Regions from separate parts of the Homo sapiens genome. Here region 2 is linked to region 1. A link is a loop called in an ENCODE intact Hi-C map of the cell type or tissue named here. Cell type or tissue: heart right ventricle. All regions are shown on one strand. Links, peaks and the distances in the headings refer to the core of each region. The heading gives the core; the rest is flanking DNA. Region 1 overlaps IFNGR1 (interferon gamma receptor 1). Region 2 has its middle 60 kb from the start of IL20RA.

Region 1 (8,345 bases), core at 186-8,185:
GATTCCTCAATCCACATGCTCTACAGCTAAATCTTTTCTTCTCAAACCACTTAGAACAGTGTTCTGCACACTGGGTGTTAAGCACTGAAATATAGACCTATAAGGACCATTTAAAAATATTATTTTTAGGGTTGTTTTAAATATTAAATATGAACAATTAGCAAATAATCCTATAGCATTAATGCATGGAAACAAGCAGTGGATATAAAAATATTCTGCTTAACTATGAAAGACTGCCTAAGTGCTTGAATAAATGAATACAAAAACGAGTTTTAAAATTCTTTATTTAAAAATCTCTAACTGTAATGTTTCATAAAAAATATACACGTTTCTATTTACATATTCCATTAATTCTATTAGTTTGAATTAGATTTTAAGTCCAATTTTGAAAAGCTTGCAGAATTTCTTCTGAAATTACTTAAAATTACTGTATGCATAAACTTACAAAAACATATGCTATACCAAGGCAGAGAAAAGAAAAAAAGTGAAGTGGCTACAAAGGTCCCTGGGGCATCACCTGCTCACCTAGGAACCAGGAGTACTGGATACTGTTCCGTTACTGGTAACCTATCTGGATGTAAAGGTTCATAAGTTACAATGCTTTTTTTGTTTAAAAAAAAAAAAAAGTCTGTACTTTACAAGCCAAAAGTGAAAATGCCACACATCCTCTTTACGCTTTCATGTACACTAAGTCACTCCATTTGGTTGATACCAACTAAGATACAATTTCTGAGATCATAATCTTTTCATGAAATTAAAGCAGAAAACTGTCCAGGAAAATCAGACTTCAAAGTTGGTGCAACTTAGCTGATCTCATGAAAATTCTTTGGAATCTTCTGTTGGTCTATAACCAATCAAGGACTCTTTACCGCTATCATCCACAAGTAGATCCACTAGCACATGTGGTTTATCATAACCAAAGGAGGTGGGGGCTTTTATTACGGTTATGAGCTCTTGTCCTTCTGTTTTTATTTCACCTTTATTATTTGGGGGAAATTCTGAGTCAGATAAGGAGCTATGTGATTCCAGACAGCTGGAATCAGTATCAAAACCATTTCTGGAGTGATCACTCTCAGAACAATTTCTGGAGTGATACGAGTTTAAAGCGATGCTGCCAGGTTCAGACTGGTTACTACTTAAAGGTGAAGAACTCTCTCTCTCTATTGGAGTCAGATGGCTGCCCGGGACCACGTCAGGAATATTTTCTTCAGTAGTCACCACTTCTGTTATACTAGAAAGTTCTTCTGTATGTTCCACTTTTCCTGGATTGTCTTCGGTATGCATGCCTGGAACTGTTGCTGGAGACAACGGCTCTTCACAGACCACCTCCTTTTCTAAGGAAAATGGCTGGTATGACGTGATGAGTGATACATATTTTGATTCAGGTTTTGTCTCTAAAGTAGCACTTCTTACCACAGAGATCTATGGGGAGAAAAATTGATTAAAGATAAAAAATTGTTAAGCTTAAGTGCCTACCCTCAAAAAAAACAAAGGTCTGAAGTAATGGACCACCAAATGGCACATTTAGGATAATGGGTGAATCAGATGTTGCCATTTCTTTTTAATGAAAGGTCCCATAGTAATATTAAAAACAAAGTTTTAGAATTTTTAAAAAGCCATCAGATATCTTACTAATATATGTTGCTTTTTGTACGTTACTGTGATGGTTAATACTGAGTGTCAACTTGATTGGACTGAAGGATACAAAGTATTGATCCTGGGTGTGTCTGTGAGGGTGCTGCCAAAGGAGATTAACATTTGAGTCAGTGGGCTGGGAAAGGAAGACCCGCCCTTAACCCGAATGGGCACAATCTAATCAGCTGCCAGCATGGCTAGAATGTAAGCAGGCAGAAAAATGTGAAAAGAGAGACTGGCCTAGCCTCCCAGCCTACATCTTTCTCCCATGCTGAATGCTTCCTGCCCTTGAACATCGGACTCTGAATTCTTCAAGTTTGGAGCTTGGACTGGCTCTCCTTGCTCCTCAGCCTGCAGATGGCCTATTGTGGGACCTCTGATCGTGTGAGTTAATACTAAATAATACTAAATAAACTCCCCTTTATATATATATATATGAAAAATATAATTAATATATATTATATAATATATAATTTATAATATATAATATATAATTTATAATTTATAATATATTATATAAAATATAATTTATATTACATAAAATATATAATTTATAATATATTATATAAACATATAATTTATAATATAATATATAAAATATATAACTTATATTATATAAAATATATAATTTATAATATATTATATAAAATATATAATTTATAATATATTATATATAATATATAATATATATTATATAACATATAAAATATATATAATATATAATATATAAAATATAGATTTATATAAAGGGGAGTTTATTTGGTATTATATATATATCTTTATATATATATTCCATTAGTTCTGTCCCTCTAGAGAATCCTAATACAATTATCTTCCACATGTACGCACATTATGTTTACAAAGTGGGCACATCTACTTAAGTAATATTCTCATTACTTGCCTTCATCATTATAATTTTTAGTAGCTCATATTATTTCTTTATACTGATAAATAATTTAATAGATGGGGAAATGTTTCCAATTTTTACTAGCTATGGAACATGTTAAATATCCTGTACATCTTTTTATTTATGAAATTATTTCCTTATAATACATTTTTTAAGAGTGGAGTGACCATATCAAAGAAATGGTATGTTTACGTCACTATTACACTGAATACCCACTGTGTGCTTTTATTCTTACCAGGGCTAGATTACTTTTCACCAGCATTTACCCGTTATGCTACTGCTGGTACTACTGGATATCCAGGTTTCTTTTTTCTTCTCTAGCGCGTGTAAAATGGCATACTGCAAGGTTACTTTGTGCTTAATTACTAGTAAGAATAAAATATTATAATTCATTTGTGAGTTGACTACTAACTGTTGAGAGTTCTTATCCACTTTAAAGGTAGTTTATAGCAAATTTTAATGTGCCCTTTGAGCATCACAGATATTATTCCTGTCATATTTGACTCAAATAGATACTATTCTGTTACCTTTAAATGTTCTTTACATCAAAGGCTTTGAAATGTTGGACATTAAAATCGTCAAACTCCTACGTTAGTCTCATTTTTGGCCAACTTTCCTTTCATACTCCAACCATAATGAAGTGTTTCTGTATTTGCAGAGCTTTCAAAGTCATGCTTTCTTGGCTCTGGACCTCAGCACATTCTGTCCCCTAGTGCCTAAACTCCTGTATGTCCCTCAAGACTGCTCAGGCATTGCCTCTGGAAAAGCCATGACTAACCCCACCCCAAAGCTGGACAAAGTCCTCATGGGCTCAGGTATAAATCTTTGAATCTATCACACGTTATATAGCCAATGTATATTTATCTTTTCTTCCCCCTAGACTTTAAGATCTTTAACAGAATTGTCTCACCGTGTTTTTCCCTGAGAATAAAAAAAAAAACAAAATACTTGCTGCACAGCAAAAGACACAGTATGTGATTTTGCATGTGTGGTAGACTGACTGATTGATGGCAGGTGACATCTTGTTGAATATCATTCTACTTTAAAAACATAATTTAAGAAACTATCAAAAAAGGTTCAAGTTAACTTTTTAGTGTATATAAAAAAATTAAATACATTACCAAGGACTTGGGTAATATTATGCTTTTTTCCTTCAATGGATTAATTTTCTTAATATAAAAACAGATGAATACCAGGCTAAGCACTAGAAAGAGTAGTAAAGCAGCAACAACTGGAATCCAAAGAGAACCTTAAAAAAGGCAGAAATCACAAGTTACAATTAAGATGGAATACTGCTATTATCTATCAAAAAGTCTTAGTGCCATTCTTGAATAGATTTACAAATTAGTGAATAGGGCCAGAGTTTTAAAGAACACTGAAGGAAGCAGAAGTTAGGAAATCTGAGTAAAAAATTAGGTATCTGTCTTAGATAGCAATATGGTTCTTCCCAGCTCTGCAATTCTAGAACTTTCTGGGACTATTCTACTATGACACAACATAGTTAAAATAGCTTTTCTACAATAATTTCCTTACAGCCCTACATACAGTGTGTTTCCAGGGTTATGCATTTCTTTCGGTTAAAAATGCAAAAGAATAATTTTAAAAATACCTCTCCTTAGAAACAAATTCTGGCAGCTGGGCACAGTGGCTCAAGCCTGTAATCCCAGCACTTTGGGAAGTCGAGGTGGGCGGATCACGAGGTCAAGAGATCGAGACAATCTTGGCCAACATGGTGAAACCCCATCTCTACTAAAAATACAAAAATTAGCTGGGTGTGGTGGCATGCGCCTGTAGTCCCAGCTACGTGGGAGGCTGAGGCAGGAGAATCGCTTGGACCTGGGAAGTGGAGGTAGCAGTGAGCTGAGATTGTGCCACTGGACTCCAGCCTGGTGACAGAGCGAGACTCCATTTCAAAACAAAACAAAACAACAAAAAAAAAAAGAAAGAAATTCTGGCAATGTTTATTGCTCTTAAGATGATTTAGCCCCACTCCTCAGAATTTCCTGTTACATTTATTTCACGACTGCAAATACTTATAAAGCTTCACAGATGTACATGCACACAGCAATGCTGCACAGGAATAAAGTCCCCTTAGTTATAAACCAGACATAAATAATATAAAATAGGAAAGATTTGTTTCCAAGCACATACATCTAGAATCACCATTGTGTACTTTGCTGTAATGCTGCCTTTTATTTTTGCAGCACAATCTTCAGTATTTTTTTTTTTTCATAGTTCTCTCTTCCAAATTAACAGCACTCTAACATACTGTGACAATGTCCGGCATCCTTTAGGGCATTTTGTTACCCAGAATTTTCTAACTATGGAAGTTACTAATGAATGCTTCTATTACGCTTATTACAGGGTGTGAAAAAAGTTAAATCATTACAAAAGTAAAAAGGAAAATAACTACAAAACCAACATTAGTGCTGTTAGAAGTCCCACGGGCTGAGCAAGTGCTGGCTGCAAGGCATTGAGGCAAGCAGGCAGGGCTGCTGCTCAGGAGCCACGGCAATGCCACCGTGTGGCCATACTATCAGTGCAGTGTATAATTCAGGCTAAAAACAAATCTGCGGCATTTGCATTATTTCAAATTTTGAGCATTAAGAAGGGTTTTATTTTTCAAATAGCATAACGAAAATTAGCATAAAATGCATTGCACTGCTTTAAATCACCTATTTGAAACCTTCATATAATGGCTTGAAGTTATTAGTATTGAATTTTAGGTGTTTGTTCTGGCTCTTCAGCCTATATTTCCATTCCTCGAAAATATACTTGCATCATAAAATTTTAAACCTATGAAATCTATTCTAAAAAAATCCTAAGGAAAAAAATATATGTATACACACACACACACACACACACACACACACACACACACACACAAAGATAATCATCAAAGCATGAGTTACAATATATGCTTAAAGCAATACACAAAATCATATATACTATACAATATGATCATGTCTATGTAGAAAAACTAAAGAAAATATCAAACTGTGAATAATGGGGTATTTTTGCATGGTAGAACTACAGATTATTTTGTTTTCTTCTGGTTTTTCATATTTTATAAATTATCTATAATGAACACTTACATTTCCTAACTGCAAAGAAAAGTCCAAACTTCTTTAAGGTTCCTGACACCTGAGAGTAACAGTTCTAAAGTTCAAGTTCTAGCATATATATCTCTACCTCCCCACCCCCCACATTAAAAGATGAAATAAAATTAATTATTGTAAAATGTTATAAAAATGACCCATTATCTATTATTCAAACCCATCTATAAACTTTTTTGGATATTAATCTCGAGTCTTTGTCCAGTCCACGTCATACAGTTGTAACCAGTGATCGTTCCTGCTCTTCAGTCTTTAAATTACAATCCCCATAAAGAACATTTTAGTGGATTCACAACATCTTGCTATGGTGAAGTAACAAACTGACTTATAATTCATAATCCTGAAATGCAAACATTTGTGTAGTTTTATGTACTTATTATATATTTTTTCTTTCCTGGGTCAAGGGGCCATCACATGGCTTTCCAAATTAGTTGTTCTATATCTTTAAATGTGTGAGAAACTGCTTTATTTTTAATTTTGAACTTCTCTAAGGAATGGAACTAATGCAAATGAATATTGTTAAAACAGATCTTTTGAAACTGCAAATGAGTTTGCTTTCCTCACATGATCCTATTTTAGTTACTGCTCCCTCTATATTTAGAAAAAAAATGGCAAGAACTTACCTTTTATACTGCTATTGAAAATGGTAATACAAACTTCTTTTGACTTTTCAGTTGTAACACCCCACACATGTAAGACTCCTTCTGCTGAAACACAGTACTGAGAATTCAGTGAGGATACTGGAATCGCTAACTGGCACTGAATCTCGTCACAATCATCTTCCTTCTGCGTGAGTATTTTATACTGGATCTAGATGAAAAAAGAAAACAGTGAAAATGCACAGCTTCTTTTAATCTGAAAAAAAAAAAAAATCACCATATTAGTCCTGGTCAAACAACTGAAGAAATATATATGATTGACTTGAACATGTCTAAAAATAGCTTTACTATCAATAAGTCAATTTGTTACTTCAACACAGCACGATACTATGCATCTGTTATATTCCTTATAAAAATGGTAAATTTAAAAACTCAAATTGCAGGAATGTTTATTGTTAGTTGTTAAACTAACAAATGTTCATTTGTCCTATTCATTTGTCCAGAAATTTAGCTGGTGGGAAACAGAAGTATTAATATTACTTTACGTCACCGCCAATGAGGAAGAAAATCCTCATTTTACCAGTGGAGCAATGGAGGTGTACTGGGAAAAATCCTAGATTAGAGCCATTCTGCTAAATGAAGCAAATAAAAACTAAATGTATTCACATGGTCAGTGTTAGTGACTAACTCTGTATCATTTTTGCTTTAATAGCATTCACATATTTTTCTTATCAAATCTATGATCTGTGAGTCTTGCTTGAATATTTATAAGCATCCTATTTTCATTACACTACAGAAAGGAACAACTTTTGCTAGCTACACAAGAATTTCCATTATGAAAAATGTGAAACACATACCTCACTTCCGTTCATTCTCACATACACATTGTACACCCTAATGTAACAGGTAGTTTCGGGATCATAATCGACTTCCTGCTCGTCTCCATTTACAAAAACTGAAGGGTGAAATATGTCAATCATGATTTGCTTCTCCTCCTTTCTGATATCCAGTTTAGGTGGTCCAATTTTTCCTGGGGAAGGAGGAGGAGGAAGTATAATAAATACTGGCCTTGGAACTAAATGGTACATTTCATAAAATTACCAGAATCTATCAATCAACCTATTGTTTTTGTTCTGGTTGTTCTAAAGCAGGACCACATTTAAACCACTCCACAAATATCTAGAAGATAGTCTCGGGGTCCTTAATAAACAAATGTTTCATAAATCTCAGGCAAGAAGTACTCTTATTTAATCTGAATGCCTATTTAGCAGTTTAATTTCATTTCTAGTTGTAAATAAAAATAGTTATAAACTTTGGTTAAAAAAAGACTTCACATAATATAGACTCTATTAAGTAATTTTTCCTTTATCTTTGCTTCTGTGGATTAAGAAGCCTGGATTCTAAAAAACGTTTCAGAAATGGCATTAGTTTTCTTCCCTCATCAAAACTCTTTTTACTGTGAAAAATCAGAACTTATTCCATAAATATTTATTAGGTCTTTGATGTTTGAGACTTTGTTGTGAACCATTTATCTAGTCTTCACATATTACTGTGTACCACTGTGTGCCAGGCAGGTCTGTTTTTAACCCATCAGTGTATCCTCAGGGCCCAGTATACTTTCCGGCACGTAGTAGGCCCTTGATAAATCTATATGGAAAAAAATCTAACATGCAGATGGTGTGGTAATCATATGACAAAATTGTGGACTCTGGGGAAGAAAAGTATTTAAAGGGTAAGGAGAGGAAGAGCCTGTAGAAGAGACCGAGGTGGCACAATCTAAAAGGCAGGAGCAGAGAAAGGAAGTGAGGCTAGAGGGAAAGGGACCCAAGGGCTAGAAGACTAGGGAGGAGTCAAGTGACTAAAGGTGTCTTTTACCCAGGAGTCAGGGTCTGAGAGCTAAGGCAGGATGTCATAGTTGGAATACAGGAACTGGAATTAAAGATTCAAGAGTTTGAGGTGACAGCAAACATCAGGTACACTATGGGAGTGGGATGCTGGAAGACTGAAGACCTGAAAATCACAGTGGCTGAAGAGAATAAGGAACTCTGCAATTTTTTAATGTATTAAGGTGGTATTCAGGTTCCCCAG
Region 2 (8,345 bases), core at 246-8,245, 96 kb before region 1:
TCCTAGTTACTCAGGAGGCTGAGACAGGACAATCACTTCAACCCGGGAGATGGAGGCTGCAGTAATCTGAGATTGTGCCACTGCACTCCAGCCTGAGCGACAGAGTGAGACTCTGTCTTAAAAAAAATAAAAGAAGTCTGTAAGAGAAGAATTTAGGCCAAACTAAAGCCTCAGATTGCTTTCAGTTGAGATAATACTGTTTCTGTTTAATTCAAAGCAACTAGTATTTTCTGGGGACTACATAGGCAAAATTGAGAAGCAGGAGTTATAATGCCCTCCTGGCCCTGGAACTTCCCAAACACCCATTGAGAAGGCCTGTCTCCCTACTCATGATTCTTTCTCCTCTTACTCTTTCGACTTCCTGCCAGGCAGGTTGGGGTTATGGTGGTGGCATGCCTCTCATTAACTACTACATTAGGCCCAGCTTTCTGCTACATCTTTGTTTAACCACATTGATGTATTAGTTGATAGAGGCTTAAAATATTTTTATCTTAAAAGAGACATCTGACACTGATGTTAAAAGGCTCAAAGGAATGAATATCTTAATGACGGAATTTCATTTTCTGGGACTCATAGGTAAAATAGTTTAACGAAATGGATGACGTTACCTTCAAATAACACTCTCTGGAAGAAACTCATTGGTCTAGGGATTAGAAGAGGTTTTAGTCCTTATTCTGCAACTATTATAGCCTCTGACATTGGTCACACCACTTAAGCCCGCTGAGCCTGGAGTCTCAATACCTTTTTCCTTTTGAATGGCAGAGAAAAACAAAACAATACACTTGGAAATTACTCCCTCAGGGCTTTTGGGACAGCTCCTTTTTTTTTTTTTTTTTGCCTGAGCCCTAGAAAGGGATCTGAGGAATTTTCAATTAGAAAGTGGGAGTATACTCCAACATGTAGATGACCTTCTTGTATGTAGTCCAACCCAGGAGGCATCTGACCAAAAAACCTTAAAACCATTTTGCATTCCCCGGCACTCGAGTCAGAAGAGTACGTGGATCTGCCACTAATGGGTGGGCTGGGATCACGACCTCATTCATTGCCCTGAGCTCCTGTACCATATGGTATTCCCCCAAAGGCTTCAAAATGGTCAAAATGAGGGTATTACAGGGAGAATTACAGGATTTCAGAAGTCCACGGGCAAGCAACCCCTTAACTACAGACACTATGCCCTTTCTTGCTTCCAGCTTAATTGGGTATTGTTTTCTGTTGGGAAAATGACTGGGGTCTTTGAGCTGTATTTTGATGGGCACTGCCATTCTAGCCCTTCCAGCCCTCCCAGTACACCATGCTCGTGGGTTGACCTGTTTGTGTACAAATGCGACTGTCAAGGATGCCATAAAACTCATAGACAAGCTTAGGCTGCTGTCATATTAGAACTCATCATATAAATGAATTTAAGGCCAAAACACTCAATGAATGTTACATTTATGACCTTCTGAAGTTGCCCTTTGACCCAGCATCACCTTGGCCATTTGTATCCCCTTGAGCCTCCTTCCCTCCCCATCTAATGGACAGTGGAGTAGCAAAGGCTCATGTCCAGTGGTTGAGATGATTTTTGCAGTGCTATGCGTGCCATGGGCAAGGGTCAGGGCAAAACTTTGACCCTGTTGATCCCTTCTCACCCCCTCCTTCAGCTTTACTCATTTCTCCTGGGCCTGTGTGCCATGTTTGAATGCCCTCAATTTCTCACCATGTCCTGCTCAAAGACCGTATTCACTGATGGTGCGCTGGCTTTTGGTATTATAAAGATTCCCAAATTCCTCTGATCATAAGAATCACCTGGGCTGCTCATCTTGTAATTCTGAGTCAGAAAGTTTGGGGTGGGGCCTGCTGATCTGTGCATTTAACCAAGACTCTGGGTGAGTCTCATGATCACATGAGTCTGAGACACATGGATTTAATGACTATGAAAGTTGAAAGATGCCCCTGAGATCATTTAAACCAGTGGTTCTCAAAGTGCAGCTCCCAACCAGAGCATCAGTGTCACCTGGGATTTGTTAGAAATGCAAATTACTGACTCTATGAAAAAGGAACTCTGGAGGTGGGGCCCAGTTCCCTGTGTTTTCACAAGCCTTCCAGACAATTATTGCATAGGCTAAAACTCCAGACTTGCTGATGTAGACCATCTCTCTCCTGTTATCCTCTATTTTACAGATAAGGAATGTTGGCACTCTGTCTATCACTTTGGGACCTTGGGTGTTGAAGTTGGGGAGGGGGACAAGTGCTACAATCCCTAGGTGATTGTGAACAGGGTGAGAAGAGAGATGGTAGAGGGCTCCTGAGAATGGGCCATCAGTGGTGTGATCCTCAGCTTCCAATCCCTATTCTCTGAGCCTGAGGTCTTATCTGTAGACAAGGACTCATGTTTGCTGAGGGTGCTGCTAAAAGACACCAGGTGTCTGAAGGGCCAAACCTTTGTGGTAAACCAGAGCTTAGATGTTTATAGTAACTCTCCACTAAGAAATCCCCTGAGAACCCAGCCACCAAGAAGCCCCAGTTCCTCTAAAGAAAGACATGTCTCACTCTCAGAGAAGTTTCAGCTCTGCTTTTGGTGGTTAGTGCCTGCCCATTCTCAGGATGGTTCATGAAAGAGTCTTCTACTTAGTGCTGTGGAATAACCATCTGAAATTGTAAGCTGTGGGTAGATAGTACTGTGGTGTAATCACACATCTTCCTGTCACACTGGTGGGAAGGATCAAGGGTTCAGCATAGTTCAGCCATCCCTGTTATTCTCAAAACCAGTGTTCCCAAACTTCAGTCATTTGGCTATAATTTTCACAATGTTTCTAAATTCAAGTACAATATGTATTGTCGTTTTATCTAATATTTTTCACTTGCTCAACTTAAAAAAACTAAGAATATTTTCAAATTTTCAAAATAATTATGAAGATAGTACAGAGAGTTCTCATATATATACCCCACGCCTGGTTTCCCCTATTGTTAAAATCTTATATTAGTATAGTACATTTGTCATAAATAATGAACTAAATTAATTGATACATTATTGTTAACTAAAGTCCATGCTTTATTTAGTTTTTACTTAATGTCCTTTTTTTTCTTTTCTGTACCTGGATCCCATTTAGGGTACCACATTAAATTTATTCATCACATTGTATTTGGGTCCTATTCCAGACCTAACAAAAAGTGGACTGATGCAAAAGAATGACACTCTGGTTAAAGCTATTGCTGTGAGTATTAAAGCCCTTTGTCTCTGATCCAAGAGTCTCATGTCTTCTGCCAGCATCTAAGAAACACTGACAAGTCAATTAGTTAGTTTCCAGGTAGGGTAAAGGCTTAGATATCTTACAGTTCTTGAACTTTTTTGTTGCACAATTGAAGTATTCAAAAAGGGTAAAAAAAATCAAGTTTTTAAATATTTAAACTAATTCAATTAAAGTATAAAAGGCCACTTAAAAGTGATGGTTAAAAGTTGCCAGATTCATAAACAAAGTAATAAGGTTTATGAGTTGGACTTAAAAATTCAAGGAATAATGAGGAATTTAAATTTGTAATTTTAATAAATAAAGTATTAATTTAAGAAAATCACAGTATCCCCTTAGTAATTTTTCCTGTCTATAAAAGCCCCTATCAAGGATGCCACAAAACTCATCTAGATAAGCTTGGGTTGTCATATTGGAACTCATCATATAAATAAATTTACCCAAAATTGTTTATGACCATGAATGACAAAGCTTTACTGTGCTCAAGCACATTTGCATTTTAGAATAAGATAAACAGCTTTGTTCAAAGAATGAAAGTCTAATGGTGAAATTTTGCCGCCATTGCAGGGCTAGTGCCCCTCATGTCACATTATGAGGTTAGCTTCTTTTACAGATTCAAAGGATAAAACAAGGGCCCTCTACTTTGTCCCTGCTGAATTCTCGAGACCTAGAACAGGCACATAATTGATGCTTATTAAAGATGTACAAATTAATGATCAGATTTTAGCCAGGGCCAGATTTCAGTTTTAGAAACATCACTCTGGCTGTAATATGAAAGTTAGATGGAAGAGGTAACACTAGAGAGGAGACCAAGCAGGAAGTTGGTGGCAAACCCTGACAGTAGACACACGGCCATGGCTTCCAGGGTTTTGGACTAAAATCCTACCCTCTTCAGGAAATAACTAGTCTCATTCTGGAAAACATCTGTTGGCTTATTAGTGGTCTCTGAGGGAGGCTAAAAGCCTGACCCTGGGGTGCCCTGTGACCATGTGGCCCATACTTCTCATCATGAATGGGTCTTCTCTGGACCATTAAACCATGAAGCAGGAGGAGCATAGCAAGACTGGATCCAACCTTACAGCACAAATAAAACTGCAGGATGTCAAGGATCAATGGACAAGGTGACCTGTTCTGTGGACATGTGACCTACTCAGTTTCACACTCTGGCATTTTCTCAATGTGCTCGTGAGCAAATGTCTGTGCAGTAAGGTCAGGGGTCCCACATGGCTCAGAAGAATAGGCCTCCTCTCACTGAGGCTGACTTGGCTGCTGCAGGCCTGAGTGTCCCGTCAGTCAATGGCAGGAAGCAGCCCGTGAACATCTTGGAGGGGGCAGTGATTTGTCCTCAATGGGGGAGACACATCCAGATTTGGGTTTGCCTTCTGAGCCCATCATACTCATGTGACTTATTGAATGTCTTATTCACCAGGGTTTTTTACCAAAACACTGCTTCTGATTAAGAACTCAGTTGGCTTTGGGTCTGCTTACTTCCAGTCAGTACCTGGGCCACTGACCACTCTCAATGTTCTTTTCTGCACGTGGATATTCAGGCTGACCTATTTCCTGGCTTGTAGGTTTGACACACTTTTCTTTCCTGTTTGAATCGTAGGTACCTTGAAGCTATCTGAAAAAAAAAAAATTGGCTTGGGTAGAAAGGCAACACCCTGGATTTGTTCTTTGCCTGAGGCTTCCTCTCTGTGTGGCTGAGGAGTCTTAACAGGCCTTTGAGAAAGGGCGTGAGTACTGGTTTTATCACTTGCAGCTCTGGTTCAATTAAGTGCTATTATAAGCCTCTTTACGTATCAGTTGGCTTTTCAACCCTTAACAAGTCTCTTCTTTTTGGATGCTCTCTACTTTCTTCCAGCTCTGCTTGCAAACTTGTCAATTCTTGTCTTAGTTGATCACTTTTTTAAAAACCTGTTTATAGACAGCAAAGAGAAGCCAACACAGATTGACATTTGGATTCTTTCCAATAGCTTCATTTGAAGCAATAGGAGAAGCGATCTGCTTCTCCAGTTATTGTAGGTAATAGCTTTGCCAAATGTTTTTTGACAATAGAACAAGGGTGGTCAACATTTTAGCCTGAAATACCCACGTCCCCATCACCTGTGATTCTCTCATTGTACCAATGCCACATCTTAGGTTTCAGTTATGGCAGCACTATGCACATTTCTGTATTATTTAGGGCAAGTGCCCAGCTGCTGCAAAGAGAAGCCAAAATGCCCTGGTTTAAATAGGATAGATATTTATTTCTCTCACATATTACAGTGCAGTACAGTGCAGGTTCTGTTCCAGGAAATCATTCAGGGATGCATTTGAGTGAAGTCAAGCAATTGTCTTCAAATCATAGCTTCCACAGCTGCTAAAGACATAGAAAAAGGAAAGGTGATTTGAAAGTAAACATCTTTCAGAAGAGGAACTGGAAGATGAACATACCAATTTCATTCATTTCCATTTGGTGAGAACTCAGGTAATTGGCTACATTTAGCTGCAAAAAGTTTGAAAAAAGTCATCTTAAGTCGGGGCAGCCCCACCGAAGAAAAAGTGAGAATAGTTTTGGGGGGTTAACCAATATTATGGTCAGCATACTGGTCTACCTTATTCTTTATAGTGCTTATGTAGCATACGACTTAACAGATATACGGTAATTTTTCAACCATGTCCCTCTTGGAGGATTTTTAGATTGTTTCCAATATATTGCTATTATAATCCCTCTTTATACATAAATATTTGTGCCCTGTAATTTTATAATTTGTGTCCAAACTGCCCTCTGAAGTTGTATTATCCTATCCTCATACTAAGGGTGCTGGCTTCCCCATGGCTTCACAAAATTGCGTCTTATCTGACTTTTTAGTTTTTGCCAATTTATTAGGTAAAAGATGGTGTCTTGTTTTAGCTTGCATTTAAAAAATTATGTTTAGCATTTTTTCCTTCCTTTATAAAATCATTTTCTTTCTCCCTTCCTTCCCTTCCTTCCTTCCTTTTTCTTTTTCTTTCTTTCTTTTCATTCCTTCATTCCTTCCTTTTTTTTTTTTTTGAGAGAAGTCTCTCTCTTGTCCCCCAGGTTTGAGTGCAATGGCTTTTTCTCTGCTCACTGCAACCTCCACCTTCTGGGTTCAAATGATTCTCCTGCCTCTGCCTCCCAAGTAGCTGGGATTAAGGCGCCTGCCACCATGCCCAGCTAATTTTTGTATTTTTTAGTAGAGATGGTGTTTCACCATGTTGGCCAGGCTGATCTCGAACTCCCGACCTCAGATGATCCACCTGCTTTGGCCTCCCAAAGTGCTGGGATTACAGACGTGAGCCACTGCACCCGGTCCCTCCCTCCTTCCTCCCTCCTTTCCTTCCTTCCTTCCTTCCTTCCTTCCTTCCTTCCTTCCTTCCTTCCTTCCTTCCTTCCCTCCTTCTGTCTCTCTCTCTCTCTCTCTCATCTCTCTCTAGTTTTGGAACTGCCTATTCTAACCCTTTATAACTTTCCTGTTGAGTTTTTGGTAAGTTTTAAAAATAAATTTTAATGAGAATTTTATAGATGCATAACACTTTTCCAAGTATAGTATTCCTGGGTGTCACTGAACACCACAGGTGGGCAAACTACAGCTTGGAGGCCAAATCTGTCCTGTAAATGGCATTTTATTGGAACACAGTCATGCTCATTTGTTAACATATGGTCTATGGCTGCTTTTGCCCTACAACGGCTGAACTGAGTGGTTTTGACAAATATTATATGGCCTTGAGTCTAAAATATTTACTCTCTAATCTTTACACAGAAAAAGTTTGCTGATTCTTGCCCCAGACTCCATGAAAGAATCTCCAGTGTTGTGGGCTGTACACGTATATTTTGAAAAAAGCTTCTCAAGTTTCTAAAGTTTGAGAAGCATGTTTGGAAAAAAAAGTATCCAAAGTTTGAGAAACATGATTTAGTTAGTAGTAGAATACAGAAAGGCATACTTTCCCATCAGACTCCTTTTCACATCTTCTGCATTTCTTCCCCTTTTCTTTCCACATCTGACCACCCCAAACCAAAGTTTTAAGAGAAACATCTAGGGGGTTTCCAAGTTAGTATGGCTAGTAATAATCTGTCTTATTACTCAGGCATTGCAAAATTCCTTAGCTGTAGTAAAACTTTATAAACAGTAAAAATTTGGGGCAAAAGCAAAAAATGGACATTTCTCACATCTTGAAAAAGAAAACACAATTCTTCTCTTTAGAAAATAATATTGATATGCACAGTTGTACATGTGAGTGCCTAGACATGTATATATTAGCATAATGATGTGTGTGTATGTTTATGCATGACACACATGGAAACATATACATTGGAAGCACCGCTTTGGATCAAACTCATGATTCAGACAGTCCAGTATATTGTTTCTAGTACATGTCTCCAGCCACCCTCAAACCTGCCAAGACCAGCTCGGTTGGGGAGACCCTAACCCAACAGCGCTAGAGGAATTAAAGACACACACACAGAAATATAGAGGTGTAGAGTGGGAAATCAGGGGTCTCACAGCCTCCAGAGCTGAGAAGCTCAAACAGAGATTTACCCACTTATTTATTAACAGCAAGCCAGTGATAAGCATTGTTTCTATAGATTATAGAGTAACTAAAAGTATTCCTTATGGGAAACAAAGGGATGGGCTGAAATAAAGCGATGGGTTTGGCTAGTTATCTGCAGCAGGAGCATGTCCTTAAGGCACAGATCGCTCATGCTATTGTTTGTGGATTAAGAACGCCTTTAAGTGGTTTTCCACCCTGGGTAGGTCAGGTGTTCCTTGCCCTCATTCCGGTAAACCCACAACCTTCCAGCGTGGGTGTCATGGCCATCACGAACATGTCACAGTGCTGCAGAGATTTTGCTTATGGCCATTTTTTGGGCCAGTTTATGGCCAGATTTTGGGGGGCCTTTTCCCAACAAAACCTTTCACAAACAAGGAAATAACCACTTAAACATCTGAAGCTTTCGATGTCAATCTCAAAGTTACAGGATTAGTCTGAATGATCCTACTTTCCCTTAGTACTCCATTTGACTCTGTTATTTGTGACTTTATTAGATCCTCTTTAAAAGGTATTTATATATTATCCCTACTCTCATTCCACTCCAACAAAGTGCAATAGGGT

Evidence for each region. Hi-C counts contacts between places; a loop is a spot of excess contacts. Peaks named below come from ENCODE experiments on the same cell type or tissue, not always from the same donor. Only the 100,000 strongest peaks of a DNase experiment are listed, where the experiment ranks them.
Region 2: it touches region 1 in a loop (2.2-fold over the local background); 39 of 110 quality-filtered maps call a loop at or near these places.

The regions. Positions count from the first base shown.
Region 1 is chr6:137,197,218-137,205,562 of GRCh38, forward strand. It overlaps IFNGR1 (interferon gamma receptor 1), which reads right to left. Exons shown (of 7, transcript NM_000416.3): 4 at 7,115-7,287; 5 at 6,282-6,468; 6 at 3,664-3,791; 7 at 268-1,422. The coding sequence ends at 814. Among named protein-coding and RNA genes, the nearest start is that of IFNGR1, 18 kb to the right of the region's middle. In heart right ventricle, for the core only: a CTCF peak has its summit at 5,074 (motif pointing left); no DNase peak of the experiment used is centred there; H3K27ac peaks cover 2,799 bases.
Region 2 is chr6:137,100,717-137,109,061 of GRCh38, forward strand. No RefSeq gene overlaps it. Among named protein-coding and RNA genes, the nearest start is that of IL20RA, 60 kb to the left of the region's middle. RefSeq lists an enhancer at 5,405-5,464. In heart right ventricle, for the core only: no CTCF peak of the experiment used is centred there; no DNase peak of the experiment used is centred there; H3K27ac peaks cover 1,295 bases.